Regions from separate parts of the Homo sapiens genome. Here region 1 is linked to region 2. A link is a loop called in an ENCODE intact Hi-C map of the cell type or tissue named here. Cell type or tissue: Caco-2. All regions are shown on one strand.

Region 1 (8,000 bases), 230 kb after region 2:
GGAGGTGGGGAGGGAGCGGCCGACCGGCCGAATAGCGCTGCTTTCTTTGTTTTTCATGCAACATAATTCCATGGCCAGTCCAGGCGCTGCAGCCCCCTCCCCTGCCGGCCCCGGCGCCCGCGCAGGACCGCAGAGGGGCTGGGGGTCCAGGGCGCAGTCTAGTTCCAGGGCGCCCGCGCAGCCGCGGGTCCTTCCCTCTGGGAAGGAGCTGGCGGAGGCTAGGGAGGGGGCGTGCGGGTGTCCCCCGCCTTCCTCAGCTCCTCTAAGCGCCCATGGAGAGCCCCAGTTCCGTCCCAGGCTCTCCCTCGGCTCCTCTTTTTATTTATTTATTTATTTGTTTGTTTGTTTATTTATTTATGATGGAGTCTCGCTCTGTCGCCCAGGCTGGAGCACAATGGCATGATCTCGGCTCACTGCAACCTCTGCCTCCCCGGTTCAAGCGAATCTCCTGCCTCAGCCTCCTGAGTAGCTGGGATTACAGACGCTCGCCACTACACCCGGCTAATGTTTGTATTTTTAGTAGAGACGGGGTTTCACCATATTGGCCAGGCTGGTCTCGAACTCCTGACCTCGTGATCCGCCCGCCTCGGCTTCCCAAAGTGCTGGGATCCTCGGCTCCTCTTTTGCAGACGAGGAGGCGCAGGGGCGAGTGGGGAGGGCGTCCTCGGTGAGCGCGCGAATACCCTCCTGAGTCAGCTGGGTCGGCGGCGGCTGGCAGGAGAGGCCCCCCACGGCCGGGGCGATAGCTGAAGGTGGAGGTTGACCCAGGCTGCGCCCGGGTGGAAGAAGTTAGACTGCAGGAGGGACCAGCGGGCATTGGCGTGAACCCCTCAGTCGCCCCTCCAGAGTGTGAAATTGCCTCTTTGCCCGACGCCGGGCTGGGACTGGGGGTGGGGAGAGACGGAGCAGGGATGGCCGCCCGCTGCCCGGTGCGCTTCCCGGAGCTGCGCAGAGCCCCGAGACCCGGAGGGAGGACCGAGCGCGCTGCGCGAGCACCCCCGGTCGCCTGCCGGCGCTCAGCACCGAGCACTTTTTCCTGCTCCGGGTGTTCTCGGTCCACCCTGCAGCCCAGCCCCGGCGGACCCGCCCCCGGCCCGGCCCAGCGTCCCCAGGGGCTCCCGGCCCACCCCGTCCGTTCTGGAGCGAGAGTTCACTCCCCGGGCTGACTGCTCCAAGCCCCCTTTATTAGAAGCATTCCTTGTGGAAAAACAGGAAACACTGACCTGTAAAACAAAACGCTTATTAAAATCGCCTGGAATCTTGTTGCCTGATTAGCATGCCGCTCTGCTTCCTGTTTTTGGTCTGTGCTACTTTCCATATAGTTTTCTCAACTCTTTTTGTGCGCGCTAACAAAATGGAAGTCACTTGGTATATAAGCGTTTCTGCTCGTTATTTTTTAACATTTATATTTATAAACGTTGTTTTCCTCGAGTAATAAATACAATCTCTTGAGAAGACACCGAAACTGAACAGCGAAGCCCCGTGGCCCCTCTCCCTCCCACACCCTTCCACTCCCCCTCTGGAAGTAAGCACAGTTGTGAGTCGGCTGTGTATTCTCCCAGTCTTTTTCGCATTTTATGTACCGTATATATATCTAGAAATACATAGTTTTATTTAGGAGTCGCTTTAATGTAAAGCAGATGGGGTTGTAGATACAGTTCTAGAACGGGCTTTCCCCCACTTAACAGTGAGTTTGGAAATTGCTTGGCCTAGACCTGCTTGTTTCTTTTTTTTTTTTTTTTTCTTGAGACGGAGTCTCTTGTTGCCCAGGCTAGAGTGCAGTGGCACGATCTCAGCTCACTGAAACCTCCGCCTCCCAGGTTCAAACGATTCTCCTGCCTCAGCCTCCCAAGTAGCTGGGAGTACAGGCATGCGCCACCACACCCGGCTAATTTCGTATTTTTAGTAGAGATGGGGTTTCGCCATGTTAGTCAGGCTGGTCTTGAACTCCCGACCTCACGTAATCCGCCCACCTTGGCCTCCCAAAGTGCTGGGATTACAGGCGTAAGCCACCGCGCCTGGAAGGGACCTGCTTCCTTCCTGACTGCATAATAGATGTACCACTCACAGCTGGAATGCGCCTTCGTTTATTTCAAGCATTCTCTGTTGTTTTTAGTTTGATTCCAGCTTTTCTCTATCCAACCCTTCAGCCCCTGTGTGCACCTGCTAAACTCCAGGCCTCTCCTAGGTGCAGGGAGTGTGTGCAGTCGGGAACAAACAGACACATTCCACCATCGCGGGGCTTGGGCCTGCAAGGGCAATGAACCAATACACCGGAGGTGGGTGAGGAGGGGATATTTTATTTTCTGAGAAGAGGATATATTGGGATCATTACTATGGTTCAAATACCAGATCAAAATTAAAAAGTATCTAGAGGCCACGTGCGGTGGCTCACGTCTGTAATCCCAGCACTTTGGGACACCAAGGTGGACAGATCACTTGAGCAGCAGTTGGATACCAGCCTGGGCAACATGGCAAAACCCCATCTCCACAAAAAATTACAAAAGTTAGCTGGGCGTAGTGGTGCTCGCCTGTAGTCCTGTAGTCCTAACTACTCAGGAGGATGAGGTGTGAGGATAGCTTGAACTCAGGCAGCAGAGGTTGCAGTAAGGCGAGGTGGCGCTATTATACTCCAGCCTGGGTGGCAGAGCAAGTCTGTCTCAAAAAGAAAAAAGAAAGAAAAAAGTATCTAGAGAAAAGTCTTACTCCCATCCCTGGCCTGTATGACACATGGTCTCTCGTGTATCCATCAGAATTTACTTATGAAAATATAAGCAAAAACGAGTGCCTGTATGTGTTTGCTTCTTTTCTTATGGTAAAGGGAGCACGCTATCACCCGTGCTCTGTGCTTGCATTTTAGAATCTACTTCTGTGTCTGGGTGCTCATTTCCATTAAGGTTCATTAACTTTATTTATATATGCTGCCTAAAGGGACAAAGTGCTCCATCATAAGGATTTATCTTACCACAATCATTTGTTCCCTGTGACACAAGAGTCTTCCCAGTCTTTTGCTCCTATAAACATTGTTGCAATGAATAACTGTACAAAGGTCATGTTTTCACCTGTAGGCCTCATCCCTTGGGTGGATTCCCAGAATTGTGATTGCTGAGTCAAGGCCATGTGTACAGACAGTGTTGACGTCCTTCACCGAGTTGCCCTCTGTATTAGTGAAGACCTCAAGAGAAACAAATCCTATGGGATATATGTGTACATATGCACACACACACACACACACACACACACACACACACACACACACGAGATGGGAAGGTGGGGAGAGAGAGACTGAGATTTATGGTAAGGAATTGAGAAATGACTCCCTAAATTATGCAGGCTGACAGTCCCAAGATCTGCAGTTGGCTGCTAGAAACCCAGGAGAGCAGATGCAGGGAAAGAGCCATGTCCCCCTTCCAAAGCAGTCAGGCAGCAGGAATTCCCTCTTGCTTGGGGGAAGATCAGCCTTTGGTTCCACTTAGACCGTCAACTGACTGGATGGAGCCCATCCGAGGTAGCAGGGCCCTCTGCTCTCCTCAGTCTGTGGATTTCAATGTTCATCTCATTCAGAAACAGCCTCACAGGCACACCCAGGATCATGTTTGACCAAATATCTCGGCACCCTGTCGCCCCATCAGGCTGACACATCAGAGTAACCATCACATCTCCTCGTGGGGATTGTCCTGTTCCGTAGTCCCCTTGCCCAGGTGTGAGGGTTTGCACAGGCCTGACCAGAGTGCCTGCCGAAATGTGGACATTCCTCTGTCTGAGAAGTGAAAAGTGGTATCTTGGGGGCAGTTTGCACGCGCATTATTTTCATTGTAAGTAAACCTGAGGCCGGGCGCGGTGGCTCTCACCTGTAATCCCAGCACTTTGGGTGGGTGAGGCGGGAGGTCCTCTTGAGCCCAGGAGTTTGAGACCAGCCTGGGCAACATAGCAAGACCCCATCTCTACGAAAATTAGCTGGGTGTGGTGGTGTGCACTTGTAGTCTCAGCTACCTGGGAGGCTGAGGTAGGAGAATCACCTGAGCCCTGGAGGTTGAAGCTGCAGTGAGCCGTGATCGTGCCACTGCACTCCAGCCTGGGCAACAGAGCAAGAACTTGTCTCAAAAAAAATAAATAAATAAATAAGGTGAGCATCTTCTTTTTTTTTTTTTTTAGACGGAGTCTTGCTCTGTTGCCAGGCTGGATTGCAGTGGCTCAATCACTGAGCATCTTTTTACAAATGTGGGGGCCATTTGTATTTCTTTTTCAGTATACTGCTCATATGCTTTGCCCAGTTTTCTATTAGGCTGTTGCTCTTTTTATAGATTGAGCTAAAAAAAATTTATTACCAGTGTGTCCTAAAAACAACAGTATTGAGATACAGTTCACCCTCTAAAGTATATTTCAATTGTTTTTAGTATATTCAAATAATTGTGCAACATGATCACAATCAATTTTAGAAAATTTTCCTTACCCCAAAAGAAACCCTGTACCATTAGCAAAATCACTTCTCATTTCCCCCAACTCTCCCAGCCCCGGGCAACCACTAATATACTTTCAGTCTCTAACGATTTGTCTATTCTGGACATTTCATACAGATGGAATCATACAGTATGGGATCTTTTGTGTCTGGTTTCTCTGCGTAATGCTTCCGTCCAGGTTGTGGTATGTATCGGAACTTCATTCCTTTTCATGGCTGAATAATATTCCACTGTGTGGACGGACCACATTTCAGGTCTCCTTTCAGCTATGGATGGATGTTTGGGTTGTTTCCACTCTGGTTATTATGAGTAATGATGCTGTACACGTCTGTGCACACGTTTTTTTGTGGGACATGTGTTTCCAATTCTCTTGGAATGGAATTGCTGGAACCTGTTTCAGGAATTGCCAGAGTGTTTTCCAAAGTGGCTGTACTATTTTACATTCCCGCCAGCAAAAGCAGGGCCACTATGAGGGCCCCACTTCCTCCACGTCCTCACCAACACTTATTACCTGGAACTTTGATTATAGCCACCCTCGTGGGTGTGAAGGGGGTTTCATTATGCTTTCAAGTTGCATTTCCCCAATAACTAACCAGTTTGTCTTTTTATTTGCTTTTTCTAAAATTATTTAATTTATTTTTTGAGATGGAGTCTCACTCTTGTCACCTAGGCTGGAGTGCAGCGGTATTATCTCAGCTCACTGTAACCTCCACTTCCCAGGTTCAAGCGATTCTCCTGCCTCAGCCTCCTGAGTGGCTGGAACTACAAGCATGCACCACCACGCCTGTCTAATTTTTGTTATTTTTAGTAGAGACGGGTTTCACCATGTTGGCCAGACTGGTCTCAAACTCCTGACCTCAAGTGATCCATCCACCTCAGCCTCCCAAAATGCTGAGATTACAGGTGTGAGCCACCACGCTCAGCCCATTTGCTTTTTTTAATGTAGACTTTTTCTGTAGTCAAACACTTTATTCTTTTATGGTGTCTGAGTTTTGAGTCATAGATAAAATTGTCCCTGCTCTAAGATTCAAAACAAACTTCCCCATATTCTCTTCTAGGACTGTTATGCTTTCAGGCTTTCCATTGAAAACTTGGATCCGGCCAGGTGCAGTGGCTCACGCCTGTAATCCCAACACTTTGGGAGGCCGAGGTGGGTGGATCAACTGAGGTCGGGAGTTCAAGACCAGCCTGACCAACATGGAGAAACCCCATCTCTTAAAAATACAAAACTAGGCCGGGCGCGGTGGCTCACGCCTGTAATCCCAGCACTTTGGGAGGCCGAGATGGGCATATCACGAGGTCAGGAGATCGAGACCATCCTGGCTAACACAGTGAAACCCCGTCTCTACTAAAAATACAGAAAATTAGCCGGGCGTGGTGGTGGGCACCTGTAGTCCCAGCTACTCGGGAGGCTGAGGCAGGAGAATGACGTGAACCCGGGAGGCGGAGCTTGCAGTGAGCCGAGATTGCGCCATTGCACTCCAGCATGGGGGACAGAGCGAGACAAAAAAAAAAAAAAAAAAAAAACCCAAAATTAGCCAGGCATGGTAGAACATGCCTGTAATCCCAGCTACGCAGGAGGCTGAGGCAGGAGAATTGCTTGAACCAGGTAGGCGGAGGTTGCCATGAGCCAAGATCATGCCATTGCACTCCCGCCTGGGCAAACAAGAGTGAAACTCTGTCTCAAAAAAAAAAAAAAAAGTCCCTCTCCCGTCTCCCGTCTCCCGTCTCCCGTCTCCCGTCTCCCGTCTCCCATCTCCCTCTCCCCACGGTCTCCCTCTGCCTCTCTTTCCACGGTCTCCCTCTGATGCTGAGCTGAAGCTGGACTGTACTGCTGCCATCTCTGCTCACTGCAACCTCCCTGCCTGATTCTCCTGCCTCAGCCTGCCGAGTGCCTGCGATTGCAGGCACGCGCTGCACGCCTGACTGGTTTTCGTATTTTTTTTGGTGGAGACGGGATTTCGCTGTGTTGGCCGGGCCGGTCTCCAGCTCCTAACCGCGAGTGATCCGCCAGCCTCGGCCTCCCGAGGTGCCGGGATTGCAGACGGGAGTCTCGTTCACTCAGTGCTCAATGGTGCCCAGGCTGGAGTGCAGTGGCGTGATCTCGGCTCGCTACAACCTCCACCTCCCAGCCGCCTGCCTTGGCCTCCCAAAATGCGGAGATTGCAGCCTCTGCCCGGCCGCCACCCCATCTGGGAAGTGAGGAGCGTCTCTGCCTGGCCGCCCATCGTCTGGGATGTGAGGAGCCCCTCTGCCTGGCTGCCCAGTCTGGAAAGTGAGGAGCGTCTCAGCCCGGCCGCCATCCCATCTAGGAAGTGAGGAACACCTCTTCCCGGCCGCCATCACATCTAGGAAGTGAAGAGCGTCTCTGCCCGGCCGCCCATCGTCTGAGATGTGGGGACCGCCTCTGCCCCGCCGCCCCATCTGGGATGTGAGGAGCGCCTCTGCCCGGCCGCGACCCCGTCTGGGAGGTGAGGAGCGTCTCTGCCCGGCCGCCCCGTCTGAGAAGTGAGGAGACCCTCTGCCTGGCAACCGCCCCGTCTGAGAAGTGAGGAGCCCCTCCGCCCGGCAGCCACCCCGTTTGGGAAGTGAGGAGCCTCTCCGCCGGGCAGCCACCCCGTCCGGGAGGGAGGTGGCGGGGTCAGCCCCCCGCCCGGCCAGCCGCCCCGTCCGGGAGGTGAGGGGCGCCTCTGCCCGGCCGCCCCTACTGGGAAGTGAGGAGCCCCTCTGCCAGGCCACCACCCCGTCTGGGAGGTGTACCCAACAGCTCATTGAGAATGGGCCATGATGACGATGGCGGTTTTGTGGAATAGAAAAGGGGGAAAGGTGGGGAAAAGATTGAGAAATCGGATGGTTGCCGTGTCTGTGTATAAAGAAGTATACATGGGAGACTTTTCATTTTGTTCTGTACTAAGAAAAATTCTTATGCCCTGGGATCCTGTTGATCTGTGACCTTACCCCCAACCCTGTGCTCTCTGAAACGAGTGCTGTGTCCACTCAGGGTTAAATGGATTAAGGGCGGTGCAAGATGTGCTTTGTTAAACAGATGCTTGAAGGCAGCATGCTCGTTAAGAGTCATCACCACTCCCTAATCTCAAGTACCCAGGGACACAAACACTGCGGAAGGCCTCAGGGTCCTCTGCCTAGGAAAACCAGAGACCTTTGTTCACTTGTTTATCTGCTGACCTTCCCTCCATTATTGTCCTATGACCCTGCCAAATCCCCCTCTGCGAGAAACACCCAAGAATGATCAATAAAAAATAAATAAATAAATAAAAAGAAAGAAGAAAAAGAAAACTTGGATCCACGTGGATTTTATTCTGGTGTCGGACGTGAAATATGCATAACTTTCTTCGATTTTTCCCAAGGTTGTGCCGTGTGTGTCCCTGGCAACCTGGAGGAAAGGATTTGGTCGGGCAGTTAGCCCAGTGTGGGGAGGTGACATTTGCAGAGACTGAAGACAGGAGGCACAGTCTCCTCCATACACAGAGACCACAGACGGAGAGAGCTGCATGTGCAAAGGTCTCAAGGTGGGAGGAA
Region 2 (8,000 bases):
TACACGTCAATATCTATACTGATTCTAAATATGCCTTTCATATTCTGCACCACCATGCGGTCATATGGGCTGAAAGAGGTTTCCTCACTACACAAGGGTCCTCCATCATTAATGCCTCTTTAATAAAAACTCTACTCAAGGCCGCTTTACTTCCAAAGGAAGCTGGAGTCATTCACTGCAAGAGGCATCAAAAGGCGTCAGATCCCATTGCTCTAAGCAACACTTATGCTGATAAAGTAGCTAGACAAGCAGCTAGCTTTCCAAATTCTGTCTCTCACAGCAACACTTATGCTGATAAAGTAGCTAGACAAGCAGCTAGCTCTGCAACTTCTGTCCCTCACGGCCAGTTTTTCTCCTTCACATCAGTCACTCCCACCTACTCCCCCGCTGAAACTTCCACCTGTCAATCTCTTCCCACACAAGGCAAATAGTTCTTAGACCAAGGAAAATATCTCCTTCCAGCCTCACAAGCCCATTCTATTCTGTCGTCATTTCATAACCTCTTCCATGTAAGTTACAAGCCACTAGCCCGTCTCTTAGAACCTCTCATTTCCTTTCCATCATAGAAATCTATCCTCAAGGAGATCACTTCTCAGTGTTCCATCTGCTATTCTACTACCCCTCAAGGATTGTTCAGACCCCTCCCTTCCCTACACATCAAGCTCAAAGATTTGCCCCCGCCCAGGACTGGCAAATTGACTTTACTCACATGCCTCAAGTCAGAAAACTAAAATATCTTAGTCTAGGTAGACACTTTCACTAGATAAGTAGAGGCCTTCCCCACAGGGTCTGAGAAGGCCACCGCAGTCATTTCTTCCCTTCTGTCAGACATAATTCCTCAGTTTGGCCTTCCCACCTCTATACAGTCTGATAGCAGACCAGCCTTTACTAGTCAAATCACCCAAGCAGTTTCTCAGGCTCTTGGTATTCAGTAGAACCTTCATATCCCTTACAGTCCTCAATCTTCAGGAAAAGTAGAAAGGACTAATAGTCTTTTAAAGACACACCTCACCAAGCTCAGCCACCAACTTCAAAAAGATTAGTTAGTACTTTTACCTCTTGCCCTTCTCAGAATTAGAGCCTGTCCTCAAGATGCTACAAGGTACAGTCCATTTGAACTTTTATATAGACGCACTTTCTTGCTTAGCCCCAACCTCATCCCAGACACCAGCCCTCTAGGCGACTATCTTCCAGTCCTCCAGCAGGCTAGACAGGAAATTCACCAAGCTGTAATCCTCTCTTGCCTACTCCAGATCCCCAGCCATAAGAAGACACCCTAGCTAAACGATCAGTTCTTGTTAAAAATCTGACCCCTCAAACTCTACAACCTCGATGGACCGGACCCTACTTAGTCATCTATAGTACCCTGACTGCCGTCCGCCTGCAGGATCCTCCCCACTAGGTTCACCATTCCAGAATAAAGCTGTGTCCATCGGACAGCCAGCCTAATCCCTCCTCTTCCTCCTGGAAGTTGCAAGTACTCTCCCCTACTTCCCTTAAACTCACTCCTATTTCTGAAGAACAGTAATAACCCTTATGAGCCTAATACATCCCTTCATTCTATTAGGTCTGTTCGTCCTTACCCTACTTTTTGCAACAAAGAAGTTACCCCCACCACTTAGGCCGAGCCCCAAAAAACTTGTCATCCATACTATTTTCTGTCTAGTCATACTCCTATTCTCCGTTTTCAACTACTTATAAATGCCCTACTCTTGTTTACACTGCCAGTTTACACTGTTTCTTCAAGCCATCACAGCTGATATCCCTTGGTGCTATCCCCAAACTGCCACTCTTAATTCCCTCTTAAAGTAAGTAGATGATCTTTGCTGGCAGGGCACCCTCCAATACTTCCACCCTGATGAAGTTCTATTCTTTACTTTTATACTCACTCTTATTCTCATTCTCATTCTTATGCCACCCTTTACCTCTCCCCAGCTATCTCCACCACACTATCAACCTTACCCATTCCCTCCTAGCCACCTCTAATCCCTCCTTAGTGAACAACTGCTGGCTTTGCATTTCCCTTTCTTCCAGTGCCTACACAGCTGTCCCCACCTTACAGACAGACTAGGCAACATCTCCTGTCTCCTTACACCTCCAAACTTCCTTTAACAGCCCTCACCTTTACCCTCCTGAAGAACTCATTTACTTTCTAGACAAGTCCAGCAAAACTTCCCCAGACATTTCACATCAGCAAGATGCCGCCCTCCTCCGCACTTATTTAAAAAACATTTCTCCTTATATTAACTCTACTCCCCTCATATTTGGACCTCTTACAACACAAACTACTATTCCTGTGGCCGCTCCTTTATGTATCTCTTGGCAAAGACCTACCGGAATTCCCCTAGGTAATCTTTCACCTTCTCGATGTTCCTTTACTCTTCATCTCCGAAGCCCAACTACACACATCACTGAAACAATTAAAGCCTTCCAGCTCTGTATTACAGACAAGCCCTCTATCAATACTGACAAACTTAAAAACGTTAGCAGTAATTATTGCTTAGGAAGACACTTACCCTGTATTTCACTCCATCCTTGGCTACCTTCCCCTTGCTCATCAGACTCTCCTCCCAGGCCCTCTTCTTGTTTACTTATACTCAGCCCCAAAAATAACAGTGAAAGGTTTCTCGTAGATACTCAACGTTTTCTCATACAACATGAAAATTGAACCTCCTCCTCTACGCAGTTACCCCATCAGTCCCCATTACAACCTCTGACAGCTGCCGCCCCAGCTGGATCCCTAGGAGTCTAAGTACAACACACCCCTCTCAGCACTCCTTCTCACCTTTTTACATCTCCAGTTTTGCCTCGCACAAGGTCTCTTCTTCCTCTGTAGATCCTCTACCTACATGTGTCTACCTGCTAATTAGACAGGCACATGCACACTAGTTTTCCTTACTCCCAAAATTCAATTTGTAAATAGCACCAAAAAGCTCCCTGTTCCCCTCATGACACCGACATGACAAAAAAAAAGACTTTCTGCCTTCACTATTGCTCTCAGTATTAGAATAGCAGGCATTTCAACCTCTGTCATGACCTTCCGTAGCCTGTCTAATGACTTCTCTGCTAGCATCAGACATATCACAAACTTTATCAGTCCTCCAGGCCCAAGATGACTCTTTAGCTGCAGTTGTCCTCCAAAACCACCGAGGCCTTGACTTACTCACTGCTGGAAAAGGAAGACTCTGTATATTCTTAAATGAAAAGTGTTGTTTTTACCTAAATCAATCTAGCCTAGTGTATGACAACATAAAAAAACTCAAGGATCGAGCCCAAAAACTTGCCAACCAAGCAAGTAATTACGCTGAACCCCCTTGGGCACTCTCTAATTAGATGTCCTAAGTCCTCCCAATTCTTAGTCCTTTAATACCCATTTTTCTCCTTCTTTTATTCGGACCTTGTATCTTCCGTTTAGTTTCTCAATTCATCCAAAACCGTATCCAGGCCATCACCAATCATTCTATGCGACAAATGTTTCTTCTAACAACCCCACAATATCACCCCTTACCATGAGATCTCCCTTCAGCTTAATCTCTCCCACTCTAAGTTCCCACGCCGCCCCTAATCCTGCTTGAAGCAGCCCTGAGAAACATCGCCCGTTCTCTCTCTCCATTCCACCCCCCAAAAATTTTTGCCGCCCCAACACTATTTTGTTTTATTTTTCTTGTTAATATAAGAAGGCAGGAATGTCAGGCCTCTGAGCCCAAGCCAAGCCATCGCATCCCCTGTGACTTGCACGTATACGCCCAGGTGGCCTGAAGTAACTGAAGAATCACAAAAGAAGTGAATATGCCCTGCCCCGCCTTAACTGATGACATTCCACCAAAAAGAAGTGAAAATGGCTGGTCCTTGCCTTAAGTGATGACATTACCTTGTGAAAGTCCTTTTCCTGGCTCATCCTGACTCAAAATCTCCCCCACTGAGCGCCTTGAGATCCCCACTCCTGCCTGCCAGAGAACAAACCCCCTTTGACTGTAATTTTCCTTTACCTACCCAAATCCTATAAAACAGCCCCACCCCTATCTCCCTTCGCTGACTCTCTTTTCAGACGCAGCCCGCCTGCACCCAGGTGATTAAAAGCTTTACTGCTCACACAAAGCCTGTTTAGTAGTCTCTTCACACGGATGCACGTGAAATTTACCACATTTGAAAAACATATTGCATTACAGAGGAGTGAGTGGGTGGCAGAAAGGAGGGCAGAAATAATGGCCACACTTAAAGATCTAAAGGATGGGTGGTTCCTATCACGTCTCCATTTAATTCTCCGGTCTGGCCTGCAGAAGCCAGATGACACTGAATTTAACTAGAGTTTAGAGCCGACTTAACTAGCTCATAGCCCTGGTGGCGCTGTTGCACCAGACGTGGTATCTTTGCTAGAGCAGGTAAATATGGCCTCAAACACACAGAATGTAATCCTTTGATGAGGCTAAGGTCTCCTCTAGCCCAAATCTTAATGTAATCATGGGCATGATATCTCATCACATTTGCTGTATTCTACTAGTTAGAAGCAATTACGATATCTTGTCTATTCAGGCTGCTAACAAAATACCTTAGCCTGAGTACTTTATAAACAATAGAAATTTATTTCTCGCAGTTCTTGGGCTGTGAGGTCCAAGATCAAGGTGCCAGCAGATCTGGTGTCTGGTGAGGGCTGGCCCTCTGCTTCCACGATGGAGCCTCGTTCCTGTGTGTTCACGGGGCAGAAGGGGCAGGGGTGCCTTTTGACCTCTTTTATAAGGGCACCAATTCCATTTGTGAGGGTGGAGTCCTCATGACCTAAACACCTTCCAAATCCCCACCTCTTCATGCTATTGTATCGGGCTGCAACCTTCAACATTTGAATTTTGGGGGATACCAATATTTAGACTGTAGCACACAAATCCCACCCACAATCAACAGGGGAGATTATACAAGGACATGAATACCTGGAAGCAGGGATCATGGGGTTCCCTTAACGTCTGTCTACTACACCTTCTAAAATAAAAGACAGGCTGAGCACCGGGGCTCACGCCTGTAATCCCAACACTTTCAGAGGCCGAGGCAGGAGGACTGCTTGAGCCCAGGAATTCGAGACCCCATGTCTACAAAAAATTTAAAAAATTAGCCAGGTGTGGTTGTCAGGCCTCTGAGCCCAAGCCAAGCCATCGCATCCCCTGTGACTTGCACGCATATGCCCAGATGGCCTGAAGTAACTGAAGAATCACAAAAGAAGTGAAAATGGCCTGTTCCTGCCTTAACTGATGACATTATCTTGTGAAATTCCTTCTCCTGGCTCATCCTGGCTCAAAACCTCCCCCACTGAGTACCTTGTGACCCCCACTCTGCCTGCCAGAGAACCCCCCTTTGACTGTAATTTTCCTTTACCTACCCAAATCCTATAAAACGGCCCCACCCCATCTCCCTTTGCTGACTCTCTTTTTGGACTCAGCCCGCCTGCACCCAGGTGATTAAAAGCTTTATTGCTCACACAAAGCCTGTTTGGTGGTCTCTTCACATGGACGCCTATGAAATTTGGGGCCGTGACTCAGATCGGGGGACCTCCCTTGGGAGATCAATCCCCTGTCCTCCTGTTCTTTGCTCCATGAGAAAGATCCACCTACGACCTCAGGTCCTCAGACCAACCAGCCCAAGGAACATCTCACCAATTTTAAATCGGGTAAGTGGCCTCTTCTTACTCTCTTCTCCAACCTCTCTCACTGTCCCTCAACCACTTTCTCCTTTCCACTCTTCAATCTCTCCCTTCTCTTAATTTCAATTCCTTTCATTTTCTGGTAGAGAGAAAGGAGACACGTTTTATCCATGGACTCAAAACTCCAGCGCCGGTCACGGACTAGGGAAGGCAGCCTTCCCTTGGTGTTTAATCATTGCAGGGGTGCCTCTTTGATTATTCACCCAGGTTTCAGAGGTGTCAGACCATGCAGGGACGCCTGCCTTGGTCCTTCGCCCTTAGTGGCAAGTACCCCAACCCCTTCTCTCCGTGTCTCTACCCATTCTCCACCTTTCTGCGGGGCAAGAAACCCCAACCCCTTCTCCTTCACCCTGAGTGGCAAGTCCCGCTTTTCTAGAGGAGGGGCAAGTACCCCAACCTCGTATCTCTGCACCCCAATCCCTTATTTCCATGCCCTGACCTCTTATCTCTGCACCACATGCCTTATTTCCACACCCCGACCTCTTATCTCTGCACCCCAACCCCTTATTTCCACGCCCCAACCCCTTTCCTGCTTTTCTGGAAGGTAAGAACTCCCGAACCCCTTCCCTCCATGTCTCTACTCTCTTTTCTCTGGGCTTGCTTCCTTCACTATGGGCAACTTTACACCCTCCATTCCTCCTTCTTCTCCCTTAGCCTGTGTCCTCAAAAACTGAAAACCTCTTCAGCTCTCACCTGACCTAAAATCTAAGCATCTTATTTTCTTCTGCAATGCCACTTGACCCCAATACAAACTTGACAGTAGTTCCAAATAGCTGGAAAATGACACTTTCAATTTTTTCATCCTACAAGATCTAAATAATTCTTATCGTAAAATGGGCAAATGGTCTGAGGTTCCTGATGTCCAGGCATTCTTTCACACATCGGTCCCTCTCTAGTCTCTGTTCCCAGTGCAACTCATCCCAAATCTTCCTCCTTTCCCTCCCACCTGTCCCCTCAGTCCCAATCCCAAGTGTCGCTGAGCCTTTCTAATCTTCCTTTTCTACAGACCCATCTGACCTCTCCCCTCCTCCCCAGGCTGCTCCCTCGCCAGGCCGAGCTAGGTCCCAATTCTTCCTCAGCCTCCGCTCCTCCACCCTATAATCCTTTTATCACCTCCCCTCCTCACACCTGGTCCAGCTTACAGTTTCATTCCGTGACTAGCCCTCCCCCACCTGCCCAGCAATTTACTCTTAAAAAGGTGGCTGGAGCTAAAGGCATAGTCAAGGTTAATGCTCCTTTTTCTTTATCCCAAATCAGATAGCGTTTAGCCTCTTTTTCATCAAATATAAAAATCCAGCCCAGTTCATGGCTCCTTTGGCAGCAATCCTGAGACGCTTTACAGCCCTAGACCCTAAAAGGTCAAAAGGCTGTCTTATTCTCAAAATATATTTTATTACCCAATCTGCTCCCAACATTAAATAAAACTCCAAAAATTAAATTCCGGCCCTCAAACCCCACAACAGGATTTAATTAACCTTGCCTTCAAGGTGTACAATAATAGAAAAAGGTTGCAATTCCTTGCCTCCACTGTGAGACAAACCCCAGCCACATCTCCAGCACACAAGAACTTCCGAACGCCTAAACCGCAGTGGCCAGGCGTTCCTCCAGAACCTCCTCCCCCAGGAGCTTGCTACAAGTGCCAGAAATCTGGCCACCAGGCCAAGGAATGCCTACAGCCCAGAATTCCTCCTAAGCTGCATCCCATCTGTGCGGGACCCCACTGGAAATCGGACTGTTCAACTCACCTGGCAGCCACTCCCAGAGCTCCTGGAAGTCTGGCCCAAGGCTGACTGCTTCCCAGATCTTCTTGGCTTAGCGGCTGAAGACTGACGCTGCCCGATTGCCTCAGAAGCCCCCTAGACCATCAGGGACGCCAAGCTTCCCATAACTCTCACAGTGGAAAGTAAGTCCATCCCCTTCTTAATCAATACGGAGGCTATCCACTCCACATCACCTTCTTTTCAAGGGCTTGTTTCCCTTGCCTCCATAACTGTTGTGGGTATTCACGGCCAGGCTTCTAAACCTCTTAAAACTCCCCAACTCTGGTGCCAAATTAGACAGTACTCTTTTAAGCACTCCTTTTACTTATCCCCACCTGCCCAGTTCCCTTATTAGGCTGAGACACTTTAACTAAATTATCTGCTTCCCTGACTATTCCTGGGCTACAGCCACACCTCATTGCCACCCTTCTTCCCAATCCAAAGCCTCCTTTGCGTCCTCCTCTTGTATCCCCCCACCTTAACCCACAAGTGTAAGATACCTCTACTCCCTCCTTGGAGACCGATCATGCACCGCTTACCATCTCATTAAA

What was found. A loop is a pair of places that touch in the nucleus more often than their neighbours do. Peaks named below come from ENCODE experiments on the same cell type or tissue, not always from the same donor. Only the 100,000 strongest peaks of a DNase experiment are listed, where the experiment ranks them.
Region 1: a loop joins it to region 2, with 4 times the contacts of the local background. A loop is called at or near these places in 12 of 110 quality-filtered maps.

The regions. Positions count from the first base shown.
Region 1 is chr11:68,854,625-68,862,624 of GRCh38, forward strand. It overlaps LOC124902700 (a long non-coding RNA gene), which reads left to right. Exons shown (of 3, transcript XR_007062752.1): 2 at 4,578-4,644; 3 at 5,519-5,624. Among named protein-coding and RNA genes, the nearest start is that of LINC02701, 9.7 kb to the right of the region's middle. RefSeq lists a silencer at 966-1,025. In Caco-2, no CTCF peak of the experiment used is centred here; a DNase peak (open chromatin) is centred at 3,107.
Region 2 is chr11:68,628,663-68,636,662 of GRCh38, forward strand. No RefSeq gene overlaps it. Among named protein-coding and RNA genes, the nearest start is that of GAL, 52 kb to the right of the region's middle. RefSeq lists enhancers at 3,567-4,156, 4,157-4,745, 4,746-5,334. In Caco-2, a CTCF peak has its summit at 4,359; a DNase peak (open chromatin) is centred at 4,348; H3K27me3 peaks cover 130 bases.